6 separate regions of the Mus musculus genome follow, and regions 2, 3, 4, 5 and 6 are each linked to region 1. A link is a loop called in an ENCODE intact Hi-C map of the cell type or tissue named here. Cell type or tissue: gastrocnemius. All regions are shown on one strand. Region 1 has its middle 24 kb from the start of Gm38832. Region 2 holds the start of Atoh8 (atonal bHLH transcription factor 8). Region 3 has its middle 6.7 kb from the start of Gm30782. Region 4 has its middle 12 kb from the start of Vamp8. Region 5 overlaps Usp39 (ubiquitin specific peptidase 39). Region 6 has its middle 4.7 kb from the start of Ggcx.

The links. A loop is a pair of places that touch in the nucleus more often than their neighbours do. Peaks named below come from ENCODE experiments on the same cell type or tissue, not always from the same donor. Only the 100,000 strongest peaks of a DNase experiment are listed, where the experiment ranks them.
Region 2: it touches region 1 in a loop (10-fold over the local background); 36 of 42 quality-filtered maps call a loop at or near these places.
Region 3: it touches region 1 in a loop (12-fold over the local background); 23 of 42 quality-filtered maps call a loop at or near these places.
Region 4: it touches region 1 in a loop (2.5-fold over the local background); 8 of 42 quality-filtered maps call a loop at or near these places.
Region 5: it touches region 1 in a loop (2.9-fold over the local background); 10 of 42 quality-filtered maps call a loop at or near these places.
Region 6: it touches region 1 in a loop (22-fold over the local background); 8 of 42 quality-filtered maps call a loop at or near these places.

The regions. Positions count from the first base shown.
Region 1 is chr6:72,183,010-72,188,009 of GRCm38, reverse strand. No RefSeq gene overlaps it. Among named protein-coding and RNA genes, the nearest start is that of Gm38832, 24 kb to the right of the region's middle. In gastrocnemius, no CTCF peak of the experiment used is centred here; a DNase peak (open chromatin) is centred at 1,933.
Region 2 is chr6:72,234,556-72,239,555 of GRCm38, reverse strand. Atoh8 (atonal bHLH transcription factor 8) reads left to right here and starts at 3,979. Exons shown (of 3, transcript NM_153778.3): 1 at 3,979-5,000. The coding sequence starts at 4,392. In gastrocnemius, a CTCF peak has its summit at 2,300 (motif pointing right); DNase peaks (open chromatin) are centred at 3,368, 4,157, 4,654, 4,938 and 1 more place; H3K4me3 peaks cover 2,615 bases; H3K27ac peaks cover 4,137 bases.
Region 3 is chr6:72,259,105-72,264,104 of GRCm38, reverse strand. No RefSeq gene overlaps it. Among named protein-coding and RNA genes, the nearest start is that of Gm30782, 6.7 kb to the right of the region's middle. In gastrocnemius, a CTCF peak has its summit at 2,684 (motif pointing right); DNase peaks (open chromatin) are centred at 1,254, 2,696 and 4,307; H3K4me3 peaks cover 716 bases; H3K27ac peaks cover 2,826 bases.
Region 4 is chr6:72,399,818-72,404,817 of GRCm38, reverse strand. No RefSeq gene overlaps it. Among named protein-coding and RNA genes, the nearest start is that of Vamp8, 12 kb to the right of the region's middle. In gastrocnemius, a CTCF peak has its summit at 2,803 (motif pointing left); a DNase peak (open chromatin) is centred at 2,796.
Region 5 is chr6:72,316,254-72,321,253 of GRCm38, reverse strand. Usp39 (ubiquitin specific peptidase 39) reads left to right here. Exons shown (of 13, transcript NM_138592.4): 12 at 1,428-1,514; 13 at 2,015-2,578. The coding sequence ends at 2,062. Among named protein-coding and RNA genes, the nearest start is that of Sftpb, 14 kb to the right of the region's middle. In gastrocnemius, a CTCF peak has its summit at 2,053 (motif pointing right); a DNase peak (open chromatin) is centred at 2,061; H3K27ac peaks cover 1,292 bases.
Region 6 is chr6:72,407,080-72,412,079 of GRCm38, reverse strand. No RefSeq gene overlaps it. Among named protein-coding and RNA genes, the nearest start is that of Ggcx, 4.7 kb to the left of the region's middle. In gastrocnemius, CTCF peaks have their summits at 2,311 (motif pointing right) and 4,781 (motif pointing left); DNase peaks (open chromatin) are centred at 2,308 and 4,777.

The DNA.
Region 1 (5,000 bases):
ATCAGTTAATCAATCCTCACAGCAGCCTAGCAAGAGAATCTGTTAACAGCAATATAGAAAAACAGGACCCCCAAGACTCACCCAACACCATCCAACTGGGGGGGGGGCATCAACTGAGCAATTGTACCCGTGCAGTCTTTCTTCACAGTCCAGATGTGCGGCACCATGAGACTAAAGAAGAGGGGGCGGTGGTCAGAGCTGCTGATCTGGCACATAGCTCCCACACCCGAGCCTGCTTCATCTCTGTCAAGTGCCCTGAAATGTCCACAGCTGGGTCTGCTGGGAAGTACCTGTCCCACCACCCTCTCCAAAGAGGCTCCTCCTCCTCCTCCTCCTCCTCCTCTTCCTCCTCTTCCTCCTCCACCTCCTCCTCCTCCTCCCCTCTTCCTCCTCCTCCTCTTCCTCCTGCTCTTCTTCTTCCTCCTCCTCCTCCTCCTCTTCCTCCTCCTGCTCTTCTTCTTCCTCTTCCTCTTCCTCCTCCTCCTCTTCCTCCTCCTCCTCTTCCTCCTCCCCTCTTCCTCCTCCTCCTTCTCTTCCTCCTGCTCTTCTTCTTCTTCTTCCTCTTCCTCCTTCTCCTCTTCTTCCTCTTCCTCCCATCTCTCCAAGGCTCTCACCTCCCTGGGCCTCCCCTCCCATCCTGTTGACCTTGACCCCTCTGGTCCAGGATGAGGTTATATCCTCATCATTCTAGCTTCTCATCTGGATCCCTGCATCCCTGGCCCAGTCTCTTACACAAAGCAGTGTCTGTCATGTACAGAAATGGGTTTCCTCTGATGGAAAGTCTGGGTGGCTGGTCACAATACTCCCTCTGGATGCCAGTCCGGAGAACAGAAGAGGGACCCAAGCCAGCTTGCACAGTGACAGGGAGACACAGGGGGCATCACTCACCCTGTGCCCCAGGAATCGGTCCAGTCAGTGATGTGGATGGCTCTTCTGATAGCCCCTCCTTTCTTTCTCTCCCCTCTTAATTGTCCCCCACAGTGAGGACCTGCCAAGAGGCTGTGTTTAGTCACAGGCAAGGGCTGACACCTCCCAGGGCATCTCAGTGTCTTTTTGGTAAGTCACTCATGCTGGAATTAGAGGGGCTCCTGCCCAGGGCAGCACTACACTCATGATCTATACCCAGCCTGTGACCACACAGCGGCTCTCCCAGACTTCTAGACGGCAGGAGTTGCCTCTGCTTTCCCCGGTGATTCGAACCCCAGAAACTCACAGCCAAGAGGCCTGTTGGAATCCAGTTATTGGCTGTAACTTCTGGCATTGTGGTTCGTTGAGGTCTTGGGCAAATCGCTTCCACTCTTTGTACCTAAGTTTTCCCATATAATTGAATTCCTCAGGACTGAAAGGCATGCATGGGGTGTTTGAGTCCTAAATACCCCTGGGGAGCCACAGGATTTTTCTGTGGGAGCCACAGTTGGGGTACCACCTAAGGCCGTGTGGCTGAGCTTGAGGGAATGGCTGACCCAGAGTTCTTTCTAAGCACTGAAAAGGGAGGAATCAGTGTTGGGGAGGCTGGTGTGCCCTGATTTGGCACCTACAGAATTTGTAGCTTGGTGGCCCCCACTTCTGCCCTAACCATTCTGTAGCTTTGACATTCTGGAGAACAACCCATATCCAGAAAAAGGCTGTTCTGAGCCTAGAGTGCCCTCTAGGACACCCCTGATGCCTAACAGATTTGGTGATGCCTTGTGAACACATAGTGGCTTCAGACCCACAAGACTTCCCAGGCTCCCAGAAGGTCCCAGTGCTGTGAACCTGTTATGGTGGAGTCCGGAGGTGCTTAGAACCTGGTGTTCACACATTGGTGACCCAAGAATCTGATTGTTCTACTGGAAGCAGGGGAGAGCTGCCAGACAGCACACCTTATTCCATTAACAATCCTTGAAATTGGTGGCCTCAGAGAGGGAACGTCTTCATGGTGCGGCACCGCCCTCTGCTGGCCAGAATGGGAAGTACTGTCACACAGTACAGGTGGAGGTGATCTTATGGTGGGCTTTCCCACCTGCTCAGCCTTCACCAGTGGGGACCCTCCAGCTCGCCTGAACCCTGGAGGGATACCGACAGGAATGCTCCTCATAACTCCACATAGAGTCATCTTGTGAGTGGCTGGAGGTGTGACTCAGTTAATAGATTGCCTGCCTATGGAGAGCCCCTGGATTCCATCCCAGCAGTGCATGAGTGGGGTGTGAACATGTGCACCAGTAACCCCAGTATACTCAGAAAGCAGAGGCTGGAGGATTAGAGTACTCAGGTCATCCTTGGCTTGCTTCTTAGGGTGGGATACATGAGACTCGTGTGTGTGTGTGTGTGTGTGTGTGTGTGTGAATCAGCTTGTGAGAATATAGCAGGACTCACAACTTCTAGAAATAGTGATTTCATTAAAATCACTAGGTACCGTGGTGCACACCTTTAATCCCAGCACTTTGGAGGCAGAGGCAGGTATATCTCTGTGAGTCTGAAATTATCAGTCTGGTATATATAGCCAAGTTCCAGGCTAGCCAGAGATTCTTAGCCAGACCCTGGCTCAAAAAAGAAAGAAAGAAAGAAAGAAAGAAAGAAAGAAAGAAAGAAAGAAAGAAAGAAAGAAAGAAAGAAAGAAAGAAAGAAAGAAATTAAAATAGAATCCAAATGGACTCCACTGTACTGGGCTGGCAGAAAGGCCTTTCTTACTAGCTTTGGAAGATGGGAATGTATGGTCTCTTTGCCCAGGCTGTGGTACAGGGAATGAGGAGAGGAGAGGAGGCCTGTTTCAGTCTTCACAGGGCCCACTGTAAGCTCAGGAGGCTGTTTCCTGTGGTGACTGACAGCCCGGGCCTTGGCCCGTGCCCACTCCTGCTCTTGCTGCTCCACCCCACCCCCACCTGTTGCCTGTGGCTACTGAATGTGTCCCTCAAAACTGCTCTGGAGCCTCCTCCTTTCCCAATCCCCTCAAGGTTCTGGGAAATAAAATCAAGAAAGTCAGGGTGCCCAGGGGAAGGACTATGTGAGGGCCACAGCCATGTGGCCATCTCCAAGAAAGTTGCCACCCTTGGCTGGGTTATAGCGTATGTTGTGGGTCAGTGTTGGTTCCTGGACCGAGCGATCTCTGCCCTGAAGCTGAAGCCAGTACACACTGCTCTGACAAGGATCCACTGCTTGCCTCCTTTTGAAGACACATGAGTCTGGATAAGGAGAGCGACATTCTGTTGTTAGATTCAAAGCGTGGGCCAGACATCTCCTCAAAAGCCAGGCTTGGCCACCTGCCTTTAACAGACTCATTAATCAGACATGTAACAGGGAGAAGCAGAGACAAGATATGCATTCAGTGTAGCCATACTGGGAAGAGGAACAAAGAGAGGCAGTGGTACCCACACCCTTCCCAGTTTTATCTTCAGGGTCCTGAAGGGTGTGAGTTATGTACAGAGGTGTGGTCTTGGTCAAATTATGGTCCCTCATCATCACCGCCCCAGTCTCCTCTGTAAGGTGGTCTCTGGAGCTGGTTATCCCCTCTACCTTTTCCTGGGTTCTGGACATTGAACTCAGGTCATCAGGTTTGTGTGTCAAGTGCCTTATCACTGGGCCATCCTACCAGCCCCAAGTGGCTAGACAAGTGTCAGCAGTGTGAAATCTCCCTTGGGATTGGTCCCAAGGATCCAGCCTTTCCTTCTGCCAGCAGGAGACACCTGAGGAAATTCCACTCCCGGTGGACTACTGCCTCAATGGTCTTGACACTGGAGGGAGAGACTCAAGTGTTCCTTTAGAATATTCACATTCATGTCAGGATGGTAATAGTGTGACCTTCCCAAATGAGTAAGGGTCACTTGCCCAGGAGGTGGTCACAGAGTTGATCCTTTTTGTCCTGTAATTATAATTACATAGAGAGCCTTATGGTCACTGTGGCTGCCAGGTCAATAATCCTGGATTTTTGACTCTCTGACCAAAAGGTACTGCATGTCCAAGATCACCAGTTCCCAGAAGGTGGCCTCTTGGCCTGCTGGAGGCAGTTCATGTTGTCTTCAAGAGCCCTCTTCTACCTAGGGAAGTATGACTGTGCCCATTATGAACAACTGAAACTTCCACATTATGTTTAGAAATGATCTCTGTGTTAAATATTGTTAACATACTAAAGATAGAAAGATTGCTGATGCTTCTAATTAATTAATGTGTGTGTGTGCGTGCGTGCGTGCGCGCGCGCGTACGTGCAGGTACAGAGGCCAGAGGACTTTCACACTGGCCTGGCACTCACCAAGTAGGCCCGACTGGCTGGCAAGTGACCCCCAGAGAGCCACCTGTCTCTCCATTTCTGGGACTATTAGAGTCAATGCATTATCAAGCTTTTTTTTTTTTTTTTTTTTTTTTTTTTTTTTTTTTTTAATGTGGTTTCTGAGGCTGGAGAGATGGCTCAGTGGTTAAGAGCACTAACAGTTCTTCCAGAGGTACTGAGTTCAATTCCCAGCAATCACATGATGGCTTGCAACCATCTGCAATGGGGTCTAATGCCCTCTTCTGGTGTGTCTGAATACAGCGACAGTGTGTGCACTCATATACATAAAATAAATCAATCTTTTTTTAACAAGTGGATTCTAGGAGATGGAACTCAGGTCTCCATGCTTCTGAAGCAAGCGCTTTACTGACCGAGCCATCTCCCCAGCGCTGATATCTTCCAGTTTAAATGGGTAAAGTTTAGACCTGTAATTTTAAGGGGGAAAGAAAGAAAACTTGACTCATTTTTGTGCCCCTCCTTGGGCGTTAGGGGAAACTGGTGCCTCACTGCAGAGATAAGTTTTGTTTCCTAGATTTACAGCTGAATGCTTGCAGGATTTTGCTTGCTAAGGTTGTGGTTTGCTTTGTTTGACAACTAAAGTACTTATAAAGGAGAGGCAATGTGCTAAATTTATAATGCAGTTCAAAGTGTTTAAGGGAACGTAATGAATTACATTTGCAAATGATCTCTAAGGGATCCCGATGTCTTCAAGATGAGCTAATAGCTCGTTAACCAGAGAACATTGAAGCTCATTGTT
Region 2 (5,000 bases), 52 kb before region 1:
TCCTCAACTCTGCCTGAAGCACCTGTCATTTTGCACAGGGTTAGACCTAGCCTTCCTCCGGGACACTCTCTGTACTAGAATGGTAGTTTGTTAAGGTCAGTTTTTGTTTGTTTGTTTTGTTTTGTTTTTTTGTTTTTCCTCTATTCAGTGATGCATCCCCAGCCTTGAGAGCAACCTCCCAGCACTACAGATGCTTAGGGGAATGGATGGGAGCTACCATCCAATGTGGGCTCCCAACAGCAAGAACCTCATCAAATTTACCCAGTGCCATCAAGGCACCTGTCCCTTCCGAGGTATGAATGGCTACTGATCTGAACCATTGTCTCCTGCTCAGTTTCTCTTACCAGGGAAGATCTTAGAGGTAGTGAGTGTGGTGCCCCACCCCCACCCCCGTCTCCCCCAGCAGAATCACAGGGGCCTCTACCTTGGCGACTAAGGGTTCCAACTGGCAGGAAGCTGATGCAGCCAGCCCCTGTAGAGCACGCCTCCATTTCCAAGGCTCTATTAGCCAAAAGAATCACAGAGCAGCTCAGACTTGCTGTTTTGTCTCTCTAGGAATACACAGAGAGAAGGACTCTACGGAAGCCTGTAACACATGGGAGCTAAGTGAAGTTACTGGGAAGGTTTGCGCAGAGAGGACACAAAGTATCCTACCCAGAGCCTTGTGCCTGGTAAACAGGCACTCTTCTACAGAACTGCGCATACTCCTTCTGTTTCTCTTTGACTTTTGTTCTTCTCTGAACTTCAGAGTCAGGAGTAAACCCTCCACCCCACCCCACCCACTCCACCTCACCCCATCCCACAGACTGACATAGCCCTTTTCTGTATCTAGGACACTGTTCCACTAAGGGCAAAACACACTCAGAGCAAAGATAAACCACAGGCTCTCAGAGAGGCTTCCTTTCCTGCTGAGCCCTATTCACTCCGTCCTATCCCCAAGACTCTCAGTTTTCCATAGCTGGGTTAGCCACCAGGGTGCAGGAAGGAAGAAAGACATCTCATCCCTAGATCCAGTGTCCTGGGGGCTATAGCGCCAGTCCCTCATCCCTGGCTAGCCGGCAGAGAGGGGCTCTCATGGGCCCAGGTTTCCTGCTCTCTCTTTCCCACCCAGCTGGCCCTATGCAGGGCTGCTGTGAGCACGATGGCAAAGGGTGATGCTCTCACTGAATTCTGTTTGCACCTGCCTAATTCTTACTCTTCCCCAGTTTCTGTAATGGGGCACAGGCACTTTGGGACAATCTGAACGGCCAGAAATAGACTCCATGTTTCAGAATGTAGAGCTTCATGCAGCAAGTATTTAAGGCCCCTCCTCATCTGGCCAAGAAGACAGAACTCACAGCTCCATCCTGAAGAGCTGACCTAGTCCTGACCAGTCCTCACGGGTTGTCCTTGCGGACCCAGGACCCATGGGGCAGGCTCTGCTCGGCAGCAGAGAGAAAACAGTAGTGCACAGCCACCATGATTCAGGCCCTTTCGGCCTGAGACTCCTGGCTGCCCAAGGAGTCCTGTCATTTGATTCTGATCTGGAAGGAACCCGGCAGACACCAGGCTGGGCTGAGGGAGACCTGTGGCTTTAGCGTCTCAGGTTAGAAGAGCAGAGACAGCCAGCAGTCAAAACAAACAGACAAACCAATGAACCAACCCAGTCTCACTGACGGTCCAGTCCCTCATCTTTGTGTGCTAACGAGCTGCTGGGCTCTCAAGAGTTAGAGGGAGCAGGATAGTTCAGACTCAGGCTTCCGACTCGGTATGGATTCAAACAGCTTTTCTCTCACTCCCTTCTGCTGGCTATTTTCTTCCACCAGAAGTTTTGGTTCTCTTGTGGGCAGAGTGGATTTGCCTCCCTGAATTGTCATAAAGATGAAAGATAAAAAATGTATGTGGTCACTCCCTATGTAGTGGTAATTCTCCGCCCCTGGCTGCCCAGCATGTCTTTCCTGTAGACTAAGTTCTAAGCATTGGCCTTCCCTTCCTTTCCCAGCTTCACTCCTGAGCCATGGTACAGCCATTCAAAGGGTATGGAACCTTCCAGCGGCACTGCTATGCTCTTCCAGCGTAACCTGAAAAAGTTGTCTCAGTTGGGGAGGTTTTACTAAATGAGTGGATTTTCTTGGAGTGTATCTGTGCCATTTCATACAAAGCAAAGATGGAGCTGCTATGAGAACTGAGAGCCTGTTTATCCCAGCACCTCCATGGCTTTGTGAAATTCTTAATGCTGTCTTTATAGGGCCACTCATGCATCCCCAAACCAGATCAGTTCCTTGACAGAGGTCAGTGGGGTTGAGTCTCCTAAGCTTTATACCACCAGGGGGCGCTGCCCAGCTGGTTTCTGTCCAGCTTCTCAAGGAAGCTAACGGGAATCGGAGAACGGGGAGTACCAGGAGAGACCTGGTTTGCATTCAGCTGGCCTCGGCCTGAAATCTGTGGCCTGGTAAGCTGAGAATGGCAGTCACAGGCATTCTTCCCATCAATTAGGCTACTTACATTTCTCTTCTGTTCCTCAGAACACCCTTCCATCCTGTGACTGCCAAGTTCAGATCCTCAAGTTGCCCAAAGGGAGACGTGGGGGTGGTGGGTGTGTCTACCCAACACAGATGTCATCCCTATCACTGCTCTCTTTCCTTCCATTCCGACAAATTACAGTGGTCTTTCCCTTCTTTTGGAAGACATTAGAAAAGGGCTGGGGTTCAGCTTTCGTGGAGCCCGTTGTTAGGAATGGCATCCACTCACGTGGAGGCATCTAACACACTAACTGCCACGGGCAACACAGCTTGTGACTCTGCCCAACTCTAGCTAAGCCCCGAGTTATAGTTTCACTACACCAGTGTGTCAAGGGTCACCATTCAAATGCCATATACGATCTCCTTTCATCCTTTTAATGACACTTGCCTCAAAGGAGACCATTGGAGGAAGGCTCGGTGAAGAGAGCAACTCTACGTGGCAGCACAGGGGAAGGTGTGTGCAGAGGGTCCCGAGAGGGCCTCCCCGTCAGCCTCTTCTTTCTAGTAGGATTTCCAGTGGAATAGGGGCCTGGGGGTCTGGAGAGTGAACTCTACCTCTGGGGCCAATTGGCATCAGGCTCTGTGCTCAATCAATTGTTATCATTCCCAGGAGGAAGGTGTGGTTGTGACCCCTATCCTGGGCATAAGGAGCCAGAGGTGCCGAGGGACAGCACGACGAATGCCAAGGTCGCTCAGTAAATGGCAACCTTGAGCTCTGGACCTAAGAATTCTGTCTGCTTGAGGAGCTGTCCTGCCCTGGCTGATAACATTAGCGCAGCTACTGATGACCTGGCACCTCCTGTGTGGCGGCTTTCACAGCCAGGCTGTGACAAGCATGGGTGTTCTCCAGATTCCTCATTTCATAGATGAGTAAATCTGGGTTTAGCAGGGCGCTTCGGGTAAGATGACTTAAGATCTTCACCGACGTTACATCTGCTAAACCAGACATTTGCATCTCTCAGTTTCCCAATGTCCGGTGTTCTGTTCCTAAGGCCTCTGCCCCAGCAAATAGGGGCAAGAAGGGAGAAGGCCTTCTTGCAGTTGGATGACAATGACCAGCCACTCTGGGGTTCTTCTCTCCCACTTATCTTTCCCTCCCAGAAGCTCTGGGATTTCTCCCTCTGTTGGACAGTTCGGGTGGGAGGTAGAAGGGAAGGTTCTGGATGGGAAAGGTCGGCGCTGCGTCACCCCCACCCCCACCCCAGGCCAACAAGGCTGGGCAATGAAGGGCCACAGCGATTAGCAGCCACGTGCTCGGGACTGTAGTGGACAGTGCGGACTGTTTTTGGAGAGAGAAGGCGCGCCCCCAACTTGGGTAGGGGGCAGAGAGGGCGAGCAGGAGGAGGCAGGTTCCGGCACAAGGCATGAGGGGTGGGGGGAGGCCGAGAGCACGCGGACAAAGGAGGCGGCCCTCAGCCCAGCTGTTTTGAAAAATGCTTCCTGTTTCTTTAAAGGCGCTCGCTGCTCGGGCGGCCTGGGCTCGGGAGGCGGCAGCGGCGGCGGCGGGAGCTGCCTCCTCTCCGGGCGGGCGGCGCTGAGTGATCTTGCGAACTGGGCTTCTGTGTAAACTGAGGCTAAACAAACACAGATGGAGCGCAGCGGGCGTTCTGCAGAAATGCTGGCAGGGCGGCAGCGACTTCAGATGACACTCTGAGCTCTCCCGGGGAACCGGCAGCCTCCAAGGCTTCACGGAGCCGGAGGCGCAGCTGCCCCGGGAGTGGGGGTGCGAGGGAGGGACCCGGGGAGGGAGGGTAGGAGGAGAGAGCGCGGCGACAAGGCGGCGCTCAGCGCGGCGGCCACCCGGCACAGCCAGGCGCGCGGCGTGCAGAGTGATCGCTGCGGGCGCGCGTCCCGGGCAGTCCCACGCCCCAGCCTCACGCCGTCCTCGCCATGAAGCACATCCCGGTCCTCGAGGACGGGCCGTGGAAGACTGTGTGCGTTAAAGAACTGAACGGCCTCAAGAAGCTCAAGCGGAAAGGCAAGGAGCCGGTGCGGCGCGCGAATGGCTATAAAACTTTCCGATTGGACTTGGAAGCTCCCGAGCTCGGCGCCACAGTCAGCACCACCGCCGCCACCAACGGGCTTCGGGACAGGACACAACCGTTCCCGATCGCGACCCCAGTACCAGCCTCAGTGGCGCCGGCGGTTCCTCCAGGTGGAGGCACAGACACAGCCAGGGAATTCCGGGGCATCAGAGCGCCTGAGGTCTCTGACGCGCGCAAACGCGGTTTCGCTCTGGGCACAGTGGGACCGGGACTACCCACGCCACCGCCGCCTCCCGCATCTCAGAGCTTGGCACCCGGGGATCCCGAGGCGCACTCCTTCCGCGAGCAGGCTCTGCGTCCCCGCATCTTGCTGTGCGCCCCTCCCGCGCGTCCCACACAATCCGCGCCTCTCGCACCCCCAGCGGCGCCACAAGAGTCCCCCGTGCGCCCTGCGCCCCCCACGCGCCCGGGGGAAAGTTCCTACTCGTCAATTTCACACGTAATTTACAATAAC
Region 3 (5,000 bases), 76 kb before region 1:
AACTGTGTTCTCAGCCTCTCTGGGGAACGCTGGCTAATGCACTAACTGACAAAATAATAAGAATCAATAAATACAAGGATTTGAATCACAGCAATATTTAGAAATGCCGAGAGAGTGAAACTCAAAGGACAACCGATGTTACATGCAATAGAATGGTTTTGGTAGGTAGCCTAAAGAGACACAGTGTGACCTCAGTGCTTAAAATAACTAGGTATAAAGCCAGGCATGGTGATGCATGCCTGTAACTCAGCACGTGGGGGAGGGGTGGAGGTAGGATAGGAACTCAACTAGAGACCCTGTATCAAAAACAAAACAAACAAAAACAAACAAAAAAGGGCTAAAGAGACTCTATTGGCAAACTGCTTGCCTTCTAGGTGTGAGGATCTAAGTTTGATTCCTAGTATACACACACATGGTTAAATATGTATTAAATTATATGCTTAAATATGTTAATTAAATACACTTTATATTAATATATTAAATATGTGCATTTAGAGCCAGGCATAATGGCACATAACTGTAATTCCAAAACTGGGAAGGCAGAGACAGGAGGATTCCTGGAGCTTGGAAGCCAGCTGATCTTTCACAATTGAACTCCAGATTCTGTGAGAGACTCTGTCTCAAGAAAAAAAAATGTGGAGAATGATTGAGGGAGACATCTAACATCAACCTACGGCCTACACACACACACACACACACACACACACACACACACACACACACACACATGCGGGCACACATGTACAGGCATACACAGACAGACATGTACACACACATATCATATTCACCTTCAAACAAAACAAACTAGATGTATGTTTAGAGAAAACAGGAAAGAAACCCATCAAACAACCCTTGGTGCTTGTCTCAGGGTGCTGGGTGTCTTGTCTGAGCATGCTCTCTGGGGAGGCTGAGATGTGCTCTTCATGCTAAGGGCCGGGAGCTGCTCACGGGCACCTACCAGGTGAATGGTTATATTATGAATGGGTTTGGCCCTCTCTAGACTTTCTGTACATTCTAAAATTTCTATAGCAAATGTATACTTTTATAATCACAAGCAAAAATGTTTAATAAAGAAAACTTGAGAAAAAGAAGGGACACACTACAGAAGTGGGGCCTGCCCTGAATGGACCCCACTCTCCTCCAGGTAGTGAGGGCAGCGACGAGTGATGTGAGCCAACTTCTTCCTCCTAACACTATGCCATCCCAAGTCAGCCAAGGTTTGGGTTTTCAGACCACCCAAGGACCAAAGTCCTGGCACCTGGCCCACCAAGAACTGGTATGGGGAGGTCCTGGGCATTGTGTGTGTGTTCCACTCTGTCTCTGAGCTAGGTACACACCTGCCATCAGATGTTGCTTATGTAGATTTTCAGGGAACTATGGCGCTCCTAATTATACCCTGGAGTGATTCACTGTCAACATGGAGAGGCAGGGGTGAACTGGGGAGTCATGTGGGAAGGGAATGCTTGTGACTTACCGTCACTGCCACCAAGAGATGGTGGCTGTGCACTGGGGAAGGATGCAATTCTGCACCAGCTTCCCCCCTAGTCCCACTGCTCCCCATTATACGTTTTTATGTGATTATAAAAGTGATTATGCCTGTAAGAGGAGCTAGCCCCTCCCTCTCAGTGATTATGTTTAATATAGAAGTTTTAGAGTGTACAGAGAAATCTTAATTTTTTAAATTCGCATTTATTTCTTTATTATGTTGAGAGGTTGAGTGTGCACATGAGTAGAGCTCAGAGGACGACCCACAGGAGCCAGTTCTCTTCCTTCTTCCAAGTGGGTGCCAGGGGGTCCAACACAGGTCGTCAGGTTTGATGGCGAGTGCTTTTACCCAGGAAGCCAGCTCACTTGTGCCCTACACAGGAAAGCCTCTAGAAGCATGTCGCACTTACCCATAATACTTTTCACCCCTTCACCCAGCACCACTGAGCAGCCTCCAGGTCCTACGTACAGAACAGAGACAGGATACCCCATCTCGGCTCTGCAGACATCAGGCACTGGGGCTGGGGATGCAGTGCAGTGGTGGTGTAAGTGTCTGGCATGCACGGGTTTGGGTTGAAGTTCTAGTACTGCAGGGAAAGAGTGAGATTTCGTGCGGGCAGAGGCACCCTAATGACAGAGGGGGATGAAACATGGGCATCTCTGAGGATGTCTTTGTTTTCATTGTAGCAATGGGGGCTGGGGAAGCAGCTTAGTTGGTTGTTTGTCTAACATAAATGAGGTCCTGGGTTTGATCCCCAGCACTGCGTAGTAAACAGGGCGCAATGGTGCATGGCCATAATCCCAGCACTCCGGAGATGGAGGCGTTAAGGGTCAAAAGGTCAAGGGCATCCCTGGCTTCACAGTGAGTTTGAGGCCAGCCTAGCCTACAACTGCCTAGCAATAGCTAGCATCTGAATATTTAGGATTTATTAAACAGCTTCCATGCATAGTCTCCTTTAATCTACACAGCAACCATAGGAGTAGTAGCCATCTTTATTTTGCCGATGAGAAAACGGATGCTTAGGAAGATGAAGGAGGTCACTGAATATCATCCTGAGTCACACTGCCAAAAAAAAAAAAAAAAAAAAAAAAAAGGAAGGCCCTGAATGGCCTTCTCTGCTTTCCCTAGTCCCCTATTGGAACCCGGAGGCTTGCTGCAGCCTCAGCTCAGCTACTAGGAGACCAGCAGCCACTAGGCGGCAGCAGAGGTCTGCGTTGCAGGGCTGCTCTGTCTCCAGCTGACTGCGGGCTCTGGTTGGCTGCGTTGGGTCAAAGCCTGAGCCTCTCTGATGTCCAAGAATAGCAAGGGGCTGTAATTCACGTGGGTGGATGCCTTCCCAGGTTTCGAAAGCCCCTCGCGTCATCTCTGTCATTTCATAATCTCGCTCACAGGGTACTTTTTCCGTCTGCTTCAAACAGGTTTGGCGTGGGCCAGACCCGCAAGCTTCCCTGAGATGGTATGTTAGATGCTGACTGGGGCCTGGAGCCACAGAGATCAGTGAAATAAAAAGAAGACCTATGGCTCGCCCTTGGGGGAGACAGATACCTAAACCAACAGCCAAGGTACAGTGTTAGAAAGTCCAACGACAGACTGTTGAGATTTCATGACCGCACAACGTTGGGGAAAGAAGAGTGGGATTATGAGCTACAGGCTGGCTCCGAAGTGCCCCCAGGTCCCGTGTCTATTTGTGGATGTCCTTGTTATACTTGATCTGAGTACCAAAGTTGAGCTTCAATGGGTGTTCTCTTTAAAATGGGCCATGGCAGAGAAAGAGGCCCATGCTAAAAGCTGTTGGGTAAGGAGCCCCAGGTTGAAGAGCAGCAGGTAGCACGAGTGGGTGAAGCATCTAGAGATGGGGCTGGGGATATGACTTAGTGGTAGAGTGTTGCCTGCCTGCGTGGCTGAAGCCCTGGGTTTGTTCTTTAGCACCCCATAAACTAGGCATGGTGATGCTCACTTGCAATCCCAGCATGCAAGAGGATCAACAGAAGAGTTCAAGGCTATCCTCAGCTATGTCGATAGATAAGGAGGGTACATAAGCTACACGAGACCCTGTCTAAAATGGAACAAAACAACAAACAAGGGCCAGGAACACAGGGATAGGTAAAGGGATTTCCAGGCAAGCTTAAAGACTGAACTTTGAATTCTCAACACATGTTTAAATACTGCTGGGCATGGTGGCCTTCCTGTAACTGCAAGGCTCAGGAGATGGACACAGAGGATTCCTGGGGTAACCTGGCTAGCTGAACCGGCAAGTTCTGGGGTCAGGTGAGACCCTGACTCAGTATAAAAGGTAGGAAGTGATTGTGAAAGACAACTCAACGTCAACGACATACATACACACAAGCTTTACACACACACACACACACACACACACACACACACACACACACAAATCTGGGACAGCTGCGGCAGGCATCCAGCAGGAGATGCAAGACAAGGCAGTGGTGAGGATTACACATCCAGTGTCCAGGTCAGCCTTGCTTGCATTCTTTGCTGCAGAGCCGATCCAGTCCTTCTCCAGCAAGGATATCAGAAGTGTGCCCCTGCCTGGGTCCTTTCCCCAGCCCAGGGACTGAGGCTCTGACACTTTCCCCAGCCAGGACTGCCCTAGCTGGATTCCTGGTCTCCTCTCAATTCCCTATTCTATCTCCCCACATGAAGTCTGGAACAGCCTTGGCTAGATGAGGCAACTCCTCCACACCTGCCCTCCTCGGTCTTGGCTGAAACCCCGTGTGGTCTGTGAAGCTCTGGGCATGCCCAGGACTGGCCCAGAAGGGGACAGAGTGTGGGGATGGAGGCATCACTGGAGATGCTGCCATGTCTCCGCCTGCTCACTGTAGCCCAGCAACCTTTGGGACTGCCCACTTCTCGGGCATCATTAACAGGTGTGCCCCAGAACCAGACGGTTGCCAGTGTCACATGTGTGGGTCACCTCTGCTATGCCAATAGTTAATTTTAGCACCAGCCACTTCTCTTTGGGCATGCTAGTCCAAGAGGGTGATGTTAGGCGTCTACCCTCAAAGTTCATCCTGAGGCAACCAAGCGCAAGGGAGAGAGGCGGGGCTGGCCCTGGGCTCACGTGCTACAGCCACACCTCAAGCAGAGCACTTTACAAACCTTTTAGTTTTTTCCTTTTCTTCCTCTTTTCCATCCTCTTTCCCCCCTTTTTCATCCCCCTACCTCTTAATAAATATTTTTATTTTATTTTTAATTGTGTTTGTGTTCGGGTGTGTATGTAGGTATATGCACATGAAATGTAGATACCTGCAGAGAGCAGAGGTATTGGTCAGACACACTGGAGCTGAACTTATAGGCTGTGTGAGGAGTCTAACATGAATTCTGAAGTCAGACTCAGGTTCTCTTGGGGGAAGAGTTACACACTCTTAACTGCTGAGCCAGCTCTCCAGTCCACCCTTTACCCCTAACCCCCACTTTTTTGTGGGGCTCGGTGGTGTGGGAGGGTGAGACAAGAGTCTCACTCTGCAGTCTTGGCCAACCTGGAACTCACTAC
Region 4 (5,000 bases), 220 kb before region 1:
GGAGGCAGAGGTAGGCGGATTTCTGAGTTCCAGGCCAACCTGGTCTACAAAGTGAGTTCCAGGACAGCCAGGGCTATACAGAGAAACCCTGTCTCAAAAAATAAAAAAAAAAAAAAACCAAAACAAACAAACAAACAAAAATGGCAATGGGTTGCATATGATAATCCTTGCACACACGAGATAGAGGCAGGGTTGGCTGTTGCAGGTTCTACGAAAGCCAGGCCTACTTATGCAGTTTCAGGATAGCCAGGGCTGCATCATGAAACTCCGTCTCAAAAGTTCAAGACCAAGAAAATTCAAATGGTACATCTAAAAATTGCAAGGTGAGAGCTGGCCTTTAATCCCAGCACTTAGGAAGCAGAAGCAGGCAGATCTCTATAAATTTGAGGGCAGTCTGGTCTATGTAGCATGCTCCAGGCAACCAAGGCTACTTAGTGAGAGACCCCCAAACAAGCCTCCCAAAGTCACAAACTGAAGCTCAGTGGGACACCTGAGGGCTTGAGTTTGGATTCCTTAAACACATGTAAAACCTAGAAGCATCTGTATGCATCTCTAATCCCAATGGCTCTAAGAAGATATGAGAAATGCAAACCAGAGAACTCCTGGAAGCTTGCAGGCTCAGCTAATCTGCCTGAGCAACCGTGAACAGAAGGAGATCCTGTCAAATAAAATGGATGACAAGGACCAATATCCAAGACTGTCCTTTGACCTCCACATGTACACCATGGCATGTGCACACCCCCACACATGTGAACAGGCACAATCACACACCTACATTGTAATCTGGTGAGCCGGGGATGTAGCTCAGCTGATAGCAAGTTTGCTTCACATGCATGAAACCCTGGGTTCTGTCCTCAGCACTACAGAAAATAAGGTCTGGTGGCACACATTTGTAATCCTAGGAGGTGGATGCAGGAAAATGTTCACCATCATCCTAATTACTTAATGAAACAGCCCGAGATCCATAATTCCCTGTTTCTAAAATAAATAAAGGCATAGAAAGATGGCTTAGTGGTTGAGAACACATACTGCTCTTTCATAGGTCCTGAGTTCAATTCCTTCCACCCAAGTTGGGCAGTTCACAACTGCCTATTGTTGCAGGATCACATTGGGAACCCCAAAATTGTGTTATTTACTGAAAAATAAATGCGTTTCTAGTTGTGGTATGGCTCAGCACTTATCATACAACTTTAATCGCTCTGGCTGGAATGCAGACACACCCTTAATACACATCTTTAACCCCAAACGACGAAGGCAAAGTTAGTTTGTAAAAGGAAGCAGCCAGGTTTAAAAGTGTTGTCTAATTAAGTGGCAGAAAAAGTGATGAACCATGCCGGGCTTGGTGGCACATGCCTTTAATCCCAGCACTTGGGAGTTCTGAGTTCAAGGCCAGCCTGATCTACAAAGTGAGTTCCAGGACAGCCAGGGCTACACAGAGAAACCCTGTCTTGAAAAAAAAAAAAAGTGATGAACCAGAGAAAGATTTGACAGAGTAGGGTACGCCCAACGCTTACGAGATGAGAGAGGAGGGGGAAGCTACTTGAGAGAACAGTGCAGAGAGAGGAGACAGTTTTACTCAGAGAGTTTTACAGAGACAGGCTGCAGAGAGAACAAGCTAGACACAGGTGAAAACAGAACTCGAGCCAGAGAATGAGAAGCCAGAAGATTAGAACATATTACTAAAGTTAGTATGAGGTCAGGCCGAGCTATTCAGTCAGAGACCAACAGAGAAGCCAGATCGAATCAGGATTTGAGCCAGAACAGCTAAGTTGAACCAGCCAGCCAGGGCTAGAAAGGGGTGCATTTATTCAGAGGCAAATCTCAGAGGCTGAAAACGTTCTAGACTTAGATAAGATTATACAGAGGCTAGAAGGTTCCATGTCTAGGCTTAGGTTTATATACAAAGGCAGTAAGCCTTGAAGACAATCGTATCAGGAAAATCAAAAATACTTTTATAGCCTATAACTCCAACTCTGATGCTTCTGGTCTCCCTGTGCACCTGCAGTCACGTGCACATACCCTCCCATCTCTCCCCACCAATTAAAAATAAAGGGGACTGGAGAGATAGTTCAGCAGTTAAGAGCAATGATAATTTTTCCAAAGGGTTTAATTCCTAGCACCTTCTTGGAAGCTCACAACCATCTAAAACTCTAGTTCTAGGATATCCAAGACCCATTTCTGGCCCCTGTGGGATCCAGGCTCACACATGGTGCACAGAAATACATTCAGGCTGGGCGTGGTGGTGCCTTTAATCCCAGCACTCGGGAGGCAGAGGCAGGTGGATTTCTGAGTTTGAGGCCAGCCTGGTCTACAAAGTGAGTTCCAGGACAGCCAGGGCTATACAGAGAAACCCTGTCTCACGAAAAACAAAAAAACAAAAAAAAAACAAAAACAAAAACAAAAAAAAAAGAAAGAAAAAGAAAGAAAGGAAGGAAGGAAGGAAGGAAGGAAGGAAGGAAGGAAGGAAGAAAGAGATACACTCAGGCAAAACATTCATACACATTTAAAAATTAAATATGAATAAATTATTTTTTCAAGAAAAATCAATAGAGAGTATGGAGCTATTTCTCATCAGTTAAGAGCACTTGCTTCTCTTTCAGAGGCCCCAAGTTTGAGTCCCAGCACCTACATTGAGTGGTTCGCAAACATTGCTATTCTGGCTCCAGGGTGATCCAATGGGTCTGGCCTCTGAGGGTAAATACGATTAGGTAATTACTAGCATTTATTGCTCTACCAGAGGTTCAGAGTTTGGCTCACAAACACCGGCATCTTCAGTTCTAAGGGATCTGGTGCCCCCTTCTGGCCTCCAGCGGCATCACACAATCACACAACATAAAATCTCTCTAGGTAGGTCTAAATTTCTTAGAATGCGCTGCATAGACAGAGCTGGCCTTGAATTCGCGGCAATCCACCTGCATGTACTTCCAAAGTACTGGGATTTAAGTGCCATCAGTTCTAACACTAAAATACATTGTTTAAAATTTTTAATAAATAAAGGTAAAATAAGTAAAATAAAAAGTTTTTATCAAGCCAGGCATGTTGGTGCATACATCCCTGTAATCCTGATACTTGGGAGGTGGAAGCAGGAGGAGGAAGAGTTCAAGGCCACTCTTAGCTGAGTAGAAAGTTTGAGGCCAGCCTAGACTACATGTGACAGTCTCCATAAAACATAAAATCGATGAATGAACAAACAAGTAAATGGCTAACTATTGACAATATGTGGCCGTGAGGAATACGATTGGATACTGTTACAATTTGCTGCCTCTGTTGTGCCAAATGTTGTGCCAGGAAGTGTTTGTGAATCCCAAAAGACCACCCAGGAGCCGTTTCCCATGTGATCACGTTAGGGTCTCTTTATTACAAAATTGAGTTTGGGCTTTCTCGTCGCCTATGCCCAGGACCATTTTGTGAAGCAGCCGGAACTCTCATCGGGATGAGGTGTTATAGAAAATGGAAGCAGGGGGCCCAGACTGGCAAGCATCTAACTGAATGGCTATTGTAAACCTACGAGTGGGTGTTCTGACGCAAGATTGTACACAATCACAAATGGTTTGAAAGTACATCTGAAACAATCAGACTGATCTTTGATTTTTGTTTTACTTTTTTATTAGATATTTTCTTCATTTACATTTCAAATGCTATCCCAAAAGTCCCCTATACCCTCCCCCTGCCCTGCTCCCCTACCCACTCACTCACACTTCTTGGCCCTGGTGTTCCCCTGTACTGGGGCATATAAAGTTTGCAAGACCAAGGGGCCTCTCTTCCCAATGATGGCTGACTAGGCCATTTTCTGATTCATATGCAGACATGAGCTCTGGGGGTACTGATTAGTTCCTATTGTTCCACCTATAGGGTTGCAGACCCCTTCAGCACCTTGGGTGCTTTCTCTAGCTTCTCCATTGGGGGCCCTGTGTTCCATCCAATAGCTGACTGTGAGTATCCACTTCTGTATTTGCCAGGCACTGCCATAGCCTCACAAGAGACAGCTATATCAGGGTCCTTTCAGCAAAATCTTGCTGGCATATGCAATAGTGTCAGCGTTTGGTGGCTGATTATAGGATGGACCCCCGGATCTTTGATTTTTTTAAACACTCATAATTATTATCTTTTTAAGATTTATTTATTTATTTTATGTATGTGAGTACACTGTAGCTGTCTTCAGACACTCAGCAGAGGGCATCTGATCCTATTACAGATGGTTGTGAGCCACCATGTGGTTGCTGGGAATTGAACTCAGGACCTCTGAAAAAGCAGCCAGTGCTCTTAACTGCTGAGCCATCTCTCCAGCCCCAAGACTAATCTTTGATTAACTGTTGCTAGGAAGTAGCTAGGTAGTAGTAGATCTGGCCAAGGACAAGCTGTGGGGTCTTTCCTAGTACGTGGGTGCAGCTTTTTTCTTTTTTCTCTTTAAGATGGAGGCCAGTCTCAAGGTGGAGGTTTGGCTTCTCACCTCCCTCTTCCCTCCCACTAAGTTGCCAGCTTTAGTGCAAATATCAACATGGCTAAAAGGGCAAATATCTCAATGTTATTGTAGCTGCTGTCCTTGAAGTCTGTAGGAGTTCTGAGGCACACTGAGCTCCACTGCCGGCAGATGTAGACATAAAAGCAGGGGTCACTGGGGCCAGATGTGTTTAGCAGCTGGAATCACTAGGCCAATAGTGCTCCTGCTGTTGAGGACATGTCCACTGCTAGGTTATCCTAACAGGCAAGGCAGGCCATGTCACTTTGGAAGCTACAGATGTATAAGAGATGGGTCTTGCAATTACTATCAAACTGTGGCCCAGCAGGCAGAACATCCCTATACAGAAAACAAAAAATAAGAACCCGTGGCTCAGAGAGAGTCTGTGCAGCTTGTGAAGTTTGAATTGACTCTTGCAGGACCGTGCACAGTGATGGTTCTGGGCCGTGGAGCTCAGTGGTTAGGTACTTACTTGCCTCACATGCATGAGGCCATGAGTTTGGTCTTCAGATGTACCCCACCCCCAAAGTTCATTCCATCA
Region 5 (5,000 bases), 130 kb before region 1:
GAGTGCTGTGGCCCAGAGCTGCAGAATAGGTGCTGTTCCTGTGCTGACTTTGAGTTTGTTTGCCGGTGTTGGGGCCTTGCTTCAGAGACCTCTATATACTAGAGGCAATGGCTTTAGTTCTGTCTTACTGTTAGATGCTCCCTGAAGCTTTCTGAGGTCCTAAGTGCTGGCCCTGCCCCAGCACGGCCACAGTAGACATTGGTTTTCAACTGGAGTAGAGGCCAGGGATGTAGCCACAGGGTCTACAGTGCTGTTACACCCTTCCTTAAATCCAAGCTATTGATCCTAGTTAATTAGGAAACTGCCTTAGATTATGTGGATGTATAATGAAGTGTTAGGTGCTCTGAGGTTCTCCTGGGGATTCTCATACCCAGCCAGGGTTGAGAACTTGTGTTCTGAGTCAGAGCCCCACCAGCCAGAGTGGTACCATCTTAGGGCTCCTTACAATGGCAGAGTCCCAACCCCGTGGAACACTTCATTATTTAACAAGACCCTTTGATGTGTTTGAAATTTACATTTTGAAGCTTTGTCTTTTTATGGCATCGTTTGACTCTGTAGCCCAGGCTGGCTGAGAACTTGAGGCAGCTCCGCCCTCAGCTTTCTAGGTCCGAGGATCACAGGCATTACTACCATGCCTGGCTGAACTAAAAAAGTTTTTTTAAGAGTGTGCCTAAGCTGAAAACGAAAGCATACACAGGATATTTGTACAAACACAGGATTTAGTGTAGGTTGTTTTAACCTGGTTAATGTCTCTAGGACTAGTGGTTTACTGTCCTTAAAGCATAGCTCTCACACATGAGGAAGCCTAGGCCGTCCTATGCTACTGGCTTCAGTTAAGTCTTCAACTTAACTGAGTTTGTCTGATTTACCATTTTTTTTGACAGAAAAAAAGACATTAGAGATTAGAGGGCTTTCTCTTTTTCCTCTTGAGTGGCCACCTAAATTCATTTCCAGAAGGGTAGAAATGGGTTTGGGGATTTAGCTCAAGTGATGGGGTATCCAGTGTGCACAACACCTTAAGCTTGATTCCAGACACCACATAAACTGGGTGTGGTGACATACACTCTAATGTGCCTGTACTCCAGAGGTAGAAGCAGAGAATCAGAAGTTCAAGGCCGTCCCTCCTTGGCTAAAGAGAAAATCTGATGCTAGACTGGTTATGTGAGGGCACCCTTATATACAAACACAGAGAAAGGACAGAAAGGAAAGCAGAATGTTTGGGACTTCGTTGTACTTCAAAGGCTCCTCCACAGGAATTGAGGTTGCCTGAACTGTTTGTTGAATCAGGTCTAGCCAAGGTTATGAACCATCCTCATGGCTCTTGCTGATGTTTAGTGGCCATTCTGATGTGTCTGTCTCTTGGCTGTGACCATTTTTAACCTCTGATTTTGGAGAGCCATTAACCCAGCTCTTTGTGCTTTGTGCAGGGGACTGGCAAGTGGTATGAATTACAAGACCTCCAGGTGACAGACATTCTGCCCCAGATGATCACACTGTCTGAGGCGTACATTCAGGTGGGTGTGGGCCAACGCAGGAAGTGGAGCTGCTGTAGCCTTGCTTGCAGGGCCCGGTGCTTTGAGTGTAAGGGGATCAGATTGTGTGGCTCCAGAAGCCAGTCAGACTTTCAGAAAGGAAAAGTATGGAAGCCTATCAGTCAGCAAGGAAGCAAAGAAGTGTGTGTGTGACTTGTGAGTTAGCAGAGATCTGTGGCTCTAGTTCTAGGAGATCCAAAGCTGTCTTCTGACCTGTGTGCATTACCAGGCATGCCCATGGTGGGCACATACATACATGCAGGTGAACACGCATACACATTGAATAATAAATAAATCTGAAAAAGGATGGAAGAAAAGTCACGGGTGAGTGGGAAATGAAAATGGAACGAAAGGCGCTGTTGTGGATGGTGCGGATTGTTTTTGAGACTGGCGTGTGTATCGGTGTCGTGCTGTCTGTTTGCTGCACAGAATAGTTACTTGAGGGCTAACTCACTGAAGAGATCACTTTCTATTTCTGACAGATTTGGAAGAGGCGGGACAATGATGAAACCAACCAGCAGGGGGCTTGAACGCCTTGTTGGGTTTTTATTCCCAAGGGCTGTGGCTGAAGATGGTAAATAAAAATACTGAAGCTGTCGCTGAACACAGACTGACTGAAAGATTCCTGCCCCAGTCCAGTTTTTATGGATTCTGGCTGCATCACCATGAAGGAGCCTGTCTGCCCTGATGTTCTGCGCTGTCTCCGGCAGCACGTTGTGGTCGACACTCTTCCCTTTCAGCATCAGCAGGCAGAACTCTTACAGATGGATGCCTTATTTGAATTGCTGCAAGTATCAAAGAACAGACAGTTCGGTAGAAACGTCAGGTCTGGAGACCCTAGGAGTAAACGTGAAGTCAGCAGCAGCCTTCTGTCATAGGTAGTGGCTTTCCTGTAGCTCCCTTCATCTCCTGTGGGACGTGTGCGATGGATTAAATATCCTCCTGTTTTTAAACCAGGCTGTTGTTTCATATACCCCATTGAGGCTTGTTAAGGGTTTTGTTTTCCTTCTTAACTTTATATTATATACTCCTGTCTGTAGTCTGTCAGCTTGTGGGTGGGCACTATCCTTGTCTCTTCCTGTCAGCTTGTGGGTGGTATGTCGTTAGGGGTGTATTTGTCTCTAAGTCACAAAATATCTGGCTAAAATGATAGGTTTTCGTGCCTACCTAGAAGGCTGACAGTGGGTGATTTGGGACTGAGGTTCCCCCCCCCCCCCCCCCGCACCCCCAGGCAGAGAAGTGGAATCATTGTAGCTTGAGCAGGTCTCTGCCAGGCTGATGGGAAGCCCGAGGCAGGGGCTGACTGGCAGAAATGGCTTCTGTCAAGCTCAGTCACTGAAGGGTTGGAGGCCTTGGGCCTGAGATGTGGGCAAGCTGGCACACCAGTGGGCAGCAGGCAGCTCATTACAGCAGCTCTCTTGGAATTGGTTTGTTTCTTTGTTTCTTTCTTTCTTTTTTTTTTTTTTTTTCTTTTCTCTTTTTTAAATTTTAGAGACAGGGTATTGCTATGTCCCTATCTGGCCTCTAGCTTCGCATCCTCCTGTCTCTAACTGTGTAAGAGTGCTGGGATTACAGGCCACCATTCCCCCTTTGGTTGGGTTCATCTGGCCAGGGACTGCTCAGCAGGTAAAGAAGGCACATGCCACAAAACCTGATGACTGGAGTTCAGTCTCTGGTTCCACATGGTAGAAAGAGAGGGCGGACTTGTGCAGATTCTCTGAGCACCGCATGTGCACTGTGGCACACTCAGGTCCCCCCTCCCACACTAAATAAAAGTAATTGAGAACATTTTAAAACATGTGATTAGCAGTGATGGCAAAGGCCTGCAAGTATGGACTTGGGAAGGTTGGGGCTGGTAGTGCAGCTCAGTGGACAGCACTTGCCTGTCAGTACCAGACCATGTGCTCTGTCCTAAGCACTGGGAAAAAGGATTAAAAGTAAAAGCTGGGAGCTGATGAGATAGCTCAGCTGGTAAAGTGCCCATCTTACAGAATCCAGTCCCCCAAACTCACGAACAAACGAAAGAGAAAAGCCAGCATGGAATGCCTGCTTGTAATAAAGCGACAGGAAAACAGGCAGCTCCCCAGGGCTTGCTGGGCTAGTGAGGGCCGCTGTCTCAAAGGCAATGTGAACAGTGCATGAGGAGTGAGGGCTGAGGGTCTCCTCTGGCTTCCACATGCACAAATACCCATAACCATGCTCACTACCCACACAAGTGCACACAGACATGCACATACACATAGTAAACACATTGGAGTACACACACAAAGCTGGATGTCATGGCACATGTGTGTAATCTTGGCATTTGGGAGGCAGAGGCAAGGGGACCATGAGTACACCCAGTTTCAAAAACCAAAAATGCTGTGTTACTGGGCTGTTTGGGGCCTTTGGTGCTGGGGACTTGAACCCAGGGACTTGTGTTAGGCAAGTGCTCTGCATTTATACATACCTGGTCCTGGAAAAGTAGAAAGGAGCAATACAGATTACAGAGCAACTTGGGTAAGATCCGTGTTCATCCTCCTACCCAGTCAATGTGCCGTGTGTTTTTACATAGATGTACATAAATGGCTTTTTTTTTTTTTTTTTTTTTTAAAGATTTATTTATTATTATATGTAAGTACATTGTAGCTGTCTTCAGACACACCAGAAGAGGGAGGCAGATCTTGTTACGGATGGTTGTGAGCCACCATGTGGTTGCTGGGATTTGAACTCTGGACCTTCAGAAGAGCAGTCGGGTGCTCTTACCCACTGAGCCATCTCACCAGCCCCATAAATGGCTTTGAATAGTATATAATAAAATAATAAATATAATGAGACTTTGTGTTCAGGCTGGAGAGATGGCTCAGTGGTTTAAAGCAGCTTAATGGCTAAGCAGTTAATAGCTGTTTTTCCAGAGGACCTAGGTTCAAATCCTATCACCTACTTGGTAGCTCACAACCATCTATAACTCCAGGCTAAAGGCTCTGATGACCTTTTCTGGCCTTTGTAGGCAACAGACACGTGGTGCACAGACATACAGAAAAAAAGTCCATACAAATAATTAAAATGGTTTTTAAAATGGCTTGTGATGGCAGTTTAAAATTTAGTCATTCATCATGGGACATAGATAAAATTGCATTTCTCAGTGAGTGAGTTTTGGCTCCAAATAATACTGTTTTCATCTGAAAGTAACTCACGGTCTTTCTCCATAGCCCTGGCTGGCCTGAAACTCACTCTGTAGACTAGGCAGGCCTTGAACTCCTGGAGATCTGCCTGTCTTTGGCTCATTTACCCTCTTTCCTTCACTTACCTGAGTGTTGTAATGAAATCAAGGACTTTTGAGACAATAATCTGTACACTTACAAAATATCTATTGTAAAGTTCAAGTCTACAGACCAGGGATTTACATCTCAGCCACTGCTGTCTCAGAGCAGGCTGAGCAGAAAGCTTGCCCTGGTGCTTAGGTGCTGTGGGTGGAGCCAGACAGAG
Region 6 (5,000 bases), 220 kb before region 1:
GATTAAGGATGTTGAACATTTTTTCAGGTGCTTCTCTGCCATTCGGTATTCCTCGGGTGAGAAATCTTTGTTCAGTTCTGAGCCCCATTTTTTAATGGGGTTATTTGATTTTATGGAGTCTACCTTCTTGAGTTCTTTATATATATTGGATATTAGTCCCCTGTCCGATTTGGGATAGGTAAAGATCCTTTCCCAATCTGTTGGTGGTCTTTTTGTCTTATTGACGGTGTCTTTTGCCTTGCAGAAGCTTTGCAATTTCATGAGGTCCCATTTATCGATTCTTGATCTTACAGCACAAGCCATTGCTGTTCTATTCAGGAATTTTTAAAAAAGGAAAAAAAAAAAAGATGCACTTGGAAGAACTGTCTCTGCTTAACGCTGGTGCGTCAATCATATCTGTACCTAAAAGAATCCCTAGATTTGAAAACAGCAGACAGGTAAAACAGAAGTGCTGAAGGGGTGATAACTAGTAAGCGGTGGGTCCAGCCGTCTGTGAGAGGGTCTTGAACACAGTAGAAATATCTAATTCCCTACTGAAGTTGGCCCACAGGAGAAGAAAAAGAACATTCTGGAACAGAATGGTTCTCAATATTTTGGTCTCAGGACACTTTTTACACTGTTGGAAATAAAGGAAAGTAGTTTTTTTTTTTGTTTTTCTTAAAAAAATTATTTATTTATGTATGTGAGTGCTCTGTTCTCACACACAGCAGAAGAGGGAATTGGATTCCATTACAGATGGTAGTTGCTGGGAATTGAAGCAGGTCCTTTGGAAGAGCAGCCAGTGCTCTTAACTACTGAGACATCTTTCCAGCCCCAGGCATTTAAATTTTTAATTGATTTTTTTTACTATTCTAATTAATGCTATAGTAAATATCTGTTTCTGCATATTCTAGGATATTTTCATGGTCCCCACGAGGCTGCCCAAACCAAAGACCTCCCATGTTTTCTAGTGGTACCCTTACACTGGGTTGCTATGGACCCAGCCATGATCCTCAGCAGTAGCTAGGGCTGGGACCTCACCATGGCCCAGGTGGCTGGGCTGGCCACTCACAGACTACTGTCCAAACTCCAGCTCCATTCTCCTCTTAACACTCAAGTTGCTTCCCTTCCCTTTCTCTAACAACTGTCCACTACATACTTGCACATTGTGGTGGCTTCTGCTGCAGGCTGGCCACACAGCTGGGATGGGGCGTGGAGGGTGGGGAGCACTGGGTGACATCCTGTCTGTACTGCTACAGTGTGGTGGCAAACATGTATCTGCAGCCGGCCTGTGCTGTGCACAGGAGGGCAGATCTGTGGGTGACAAGGCAGTCCGAAGGTCTGTTCATCTTCGTCCTCCCTCGCTGCACTGTGTGGTGGTAGGCAAGGCTCCCTGTGTCTATGGCCTGCCTAAGCCTTTGGAGGAAGGGCAGGTCTGTGGTCACCTTTTCCTGCCCCCACAATGTGGCAGGTCTCTGACTTCCTCCTCTCTAGATTCGATTTGATTCTTTTTGTTTGTTTGTGGATTTTTGTTTTTTGTTCGAGGCAGGGTTTCTCTGTGTAGCCCTGGCTGTGCTGGAACTCACTCTGTAGACCAGGCTGGCCTCAAACTCAGAAATTCACCTGCCTCTGCCTCCCAAGTGCTGGGATTAAAGGCATGCGCCACCATACCTGGCTTGATTTGATTCTTATGTTCCTAGGCATAAAACAATTTATCTGTCCATTGTCAGGGGGGCTGAAGATCTAGAGTGTACTGGGCAAGCACTGTACCACTGAGCTACAACACCAACTTTGAAGGAGTTTTTAAGATTTATTTTTATTAATGTATATATTTGTGTCTGCATGCCATGTGTGTGCAGGTGCCCACAGAGGGGCCAGAAGAGGGCAGCAGATCCCCTTTAGCTGGAGTTGCAATGGGTTGTGAGCCCTGGGATGTGTGCTAGGAAAAGACCTGTGTCTTCCAAAGAGCTGCAAGCTGTTTTGGCAGCTGAGCATCTCTCCTGGCCCTGTTTTGAAAAGCTTTGCATTGAGAATCTTTTTAAATGCCGGGCATGGTGGTGCATGCCTTTAATCCCAGCACTTGGGAGGCAGAGGGAGGCGGATTTCTGAGTTCGAGGCCAGCCTGGTCTACAAAGTGAGTTCCAGGACAGCCAGGGCTATACAGAGAAACCCTGTCTCGAAAAACAAAACAAAACAAACAACAACAACAACAAAAAAGAGTATCTTTTTAAATAAGTATCTAGGGATGGAGAGAAGAAAGCAACTCATGCATGTATGGTCTTGCTCTTGTAAAGAAACTGAGTTTAGTTACCAGGATCCCCACTAGGTGGCGCAGAACTGTCTTTAACTCCAGTTCCTGGGAGATTCCAGGTCTCTGGTCTCTGAAGGCACCTGCAATCATGCGCACATTTCCTCATACAGGCATATACACATAACTTTAAAATAATATAAAATACATTTCAAAAAAATATACATCAATGCTAACTGTGGTGGTGCAAGCAAGCCTGTAATCCCTACTCTCAGAAGGTGGAGGCCAAGACCAGACAAAACAAAGAAACAAAAACAAAAACCAACATTACATAGCATACAATATAGAAATGTGTGTTGATTTATTCAAATACAATTAAAAAGGTGCTCTGTGTTTAGGTAGATTACATCCATAACTCAGTAGCTCACTGGTCTCGCATGTGTGAGGCCTTGTGTTTCATCCATCAAGTACTCCAAATTTTTGTGGAAAATTAGTACATTTTTGACCCAGCCACTAGGTCCTCAAGAGTCAGGCCTCCTCGGAACCAGAGCACACGCTGAGACATGGCGAAGGCCGGTGAGAAGCACGGACTATGCCTCTGAAACGGATTAATGAGGAACCGAAGCCTGAGCTGCTCTGGGGCAGGGGGTTTCTGCCCAGCACTCCTCTGGCCCGGTGCCCTTCAGGTCCTGTTGATCTGTTTTCTTGACAAGCTACAATTAATGGGACATGGTGATAGTCCATATCAAAGTGTTATATTCTTTTTGATAATTCATTTCCCTATAGACTACCCCTTCTAATTACCTGAAGTTGCATTTATAACAAAACTCCATCAGGCTAGGTAATGATGGTACACACCTTTAGTCCTAGCACTTGGGAGACAGAGGCAGGAGGATCTCTATGAGTTCAAGGTCCTGAGTTCCAGGATAACCAGGGCTTCATGGGGAAATCCTGTCACCAATCAAACAAACAAATAAATAAACAGAAACAAAAACAGAAGTATCATTTGGGTAATCATAGTTATGGAGGCATTTGGCTCGACACTGTAAAGTCAGTGAGTTGGTGTTTTCTTTTTTTTTTTTAAAGGAATTCTTTTTTTTTTTTAAAGATTTATTTATTATTATATCTAAGTACACTGTAGCTGTCTTCAGACACACCAGAAGAGGGCATCAGATCTCATTACAGATGGTTGTGAGCCACCATGTGGTTGCTGGGATTTGAACTTCGGACCTTCGGAAGAGCAGTCGGTGCTCTTAACCACTGAGCCATCTCTCCAGCCCCCCCCCCTTTTTTTGTTTTGTTATTTTTTTAAAGATTTATTTATTATTACATGTAAGCACACTGTAGCTGTCCTCAGACACTCCAGAAGAGGGAGTCAGATCTCGTTACAGATGGTTGAGTTGGTGTTTTCTGTTTTAACTAATTTTTAAATGTGTGTATGTGTGTGTGTGTGTGTGTGCCTACAGATCCTGTGGAGCTGGATCACAGGCAGTTATCAGCTGCCCAGTGTGGTGCTGACACCTGAACTTGGCTTCTGGAAGAGCAGCAAGTGTGCTTAACCGCTGAGCCATCTCTCCAGCCCATTTCTGAAGTTCTTTAATCTTCCAGTTCACTGCTTTGTGATCCAAACCCAGATGACCCCTTAGAGACTGCAGGGATCTGTAAGGCAAACAGTTAAGTACATAGACTATTTCAAGAGTGGACTCAGAGGCATGCCATGTGGTAAGACCTTAAAGTTGGTATAACCTGAATTATAGGTGGGAATAACCTGTAGTACAGATGAAGTGAACTTTAAGTCATCATTCCTGTTTTAATCTTTTATCTGGCTGTTTTATCCAACCTCCTCTGTGTAAATTTTGCTTTTGTTAATCTCTGCCCATTCATTCACAAGACTCAGTTCTTCCAGCTTTGGAAAAAAGAGCTTTGAGGAACTGCAGAGAACAATTACCCAAGATTCAGAAGCAAACAAACCCACCCACCATTTTCTAAAAGGCAACAGAGGTGGCTGGAGAGACGTTGAGATCGCAGCACTCATCTCTTATCGTCTGCCGTCTCACGAGATGATCATGATTAGTGAGATCTCAGAAACACTTGCTGCTCTTATACAAGACCAGAATTTGGATCCGGGTGTCCCGATTTCCTGTAACAGCTCTAGGGAATGTCCTCTTCTGGCCTCCAAAGGTACCTGAATTCATATTTACACACACCCTTGAAAAATAAGACAAATCTTTTAAAAAATGGGATATGTGTGTCTGAGGTAAGACATCTGCAGAGCAAACAGCACCTGAGCTTGGATCCCTTACACTCAGATAAAAACCAGGCCTGGTTCTGAAGCTTTGAACCCTTGGCCTGAGGGGTAGAGAGAGACAGATGATAGCCTGGGCTCACAGAAATGAGCTAAGCAATTTTCAGCCCTGTCTCAAAGAGATCAGGTGGACTGGAGAGATGACTCAGTGGTTAAGGGCTCTTACTGCTCTTGCAGAAAACCAAGGTTTGGAGCAACCACATGGTGGCTCCCAACCATCCGTAACTCTAGTTCCAAGGCATCCTGACTCCCTCTTGTGGGCTCCCGGGGCACTGCATGCACCTGGTGCATGGACATATATGCAGGCAACACAAACACATAAAGTAAAAATAATAAATAGCCAAAGATGATAGCGCACATCTTTAATCCTAGCACTCGGGAGGCAGAGGCAGGTGGATTTCTGAGTTCGAGGCCAGCCTGGTCTACAAAGTGAGTTCCAGGACAGCCAGGGCTACACAGAGAAACCCT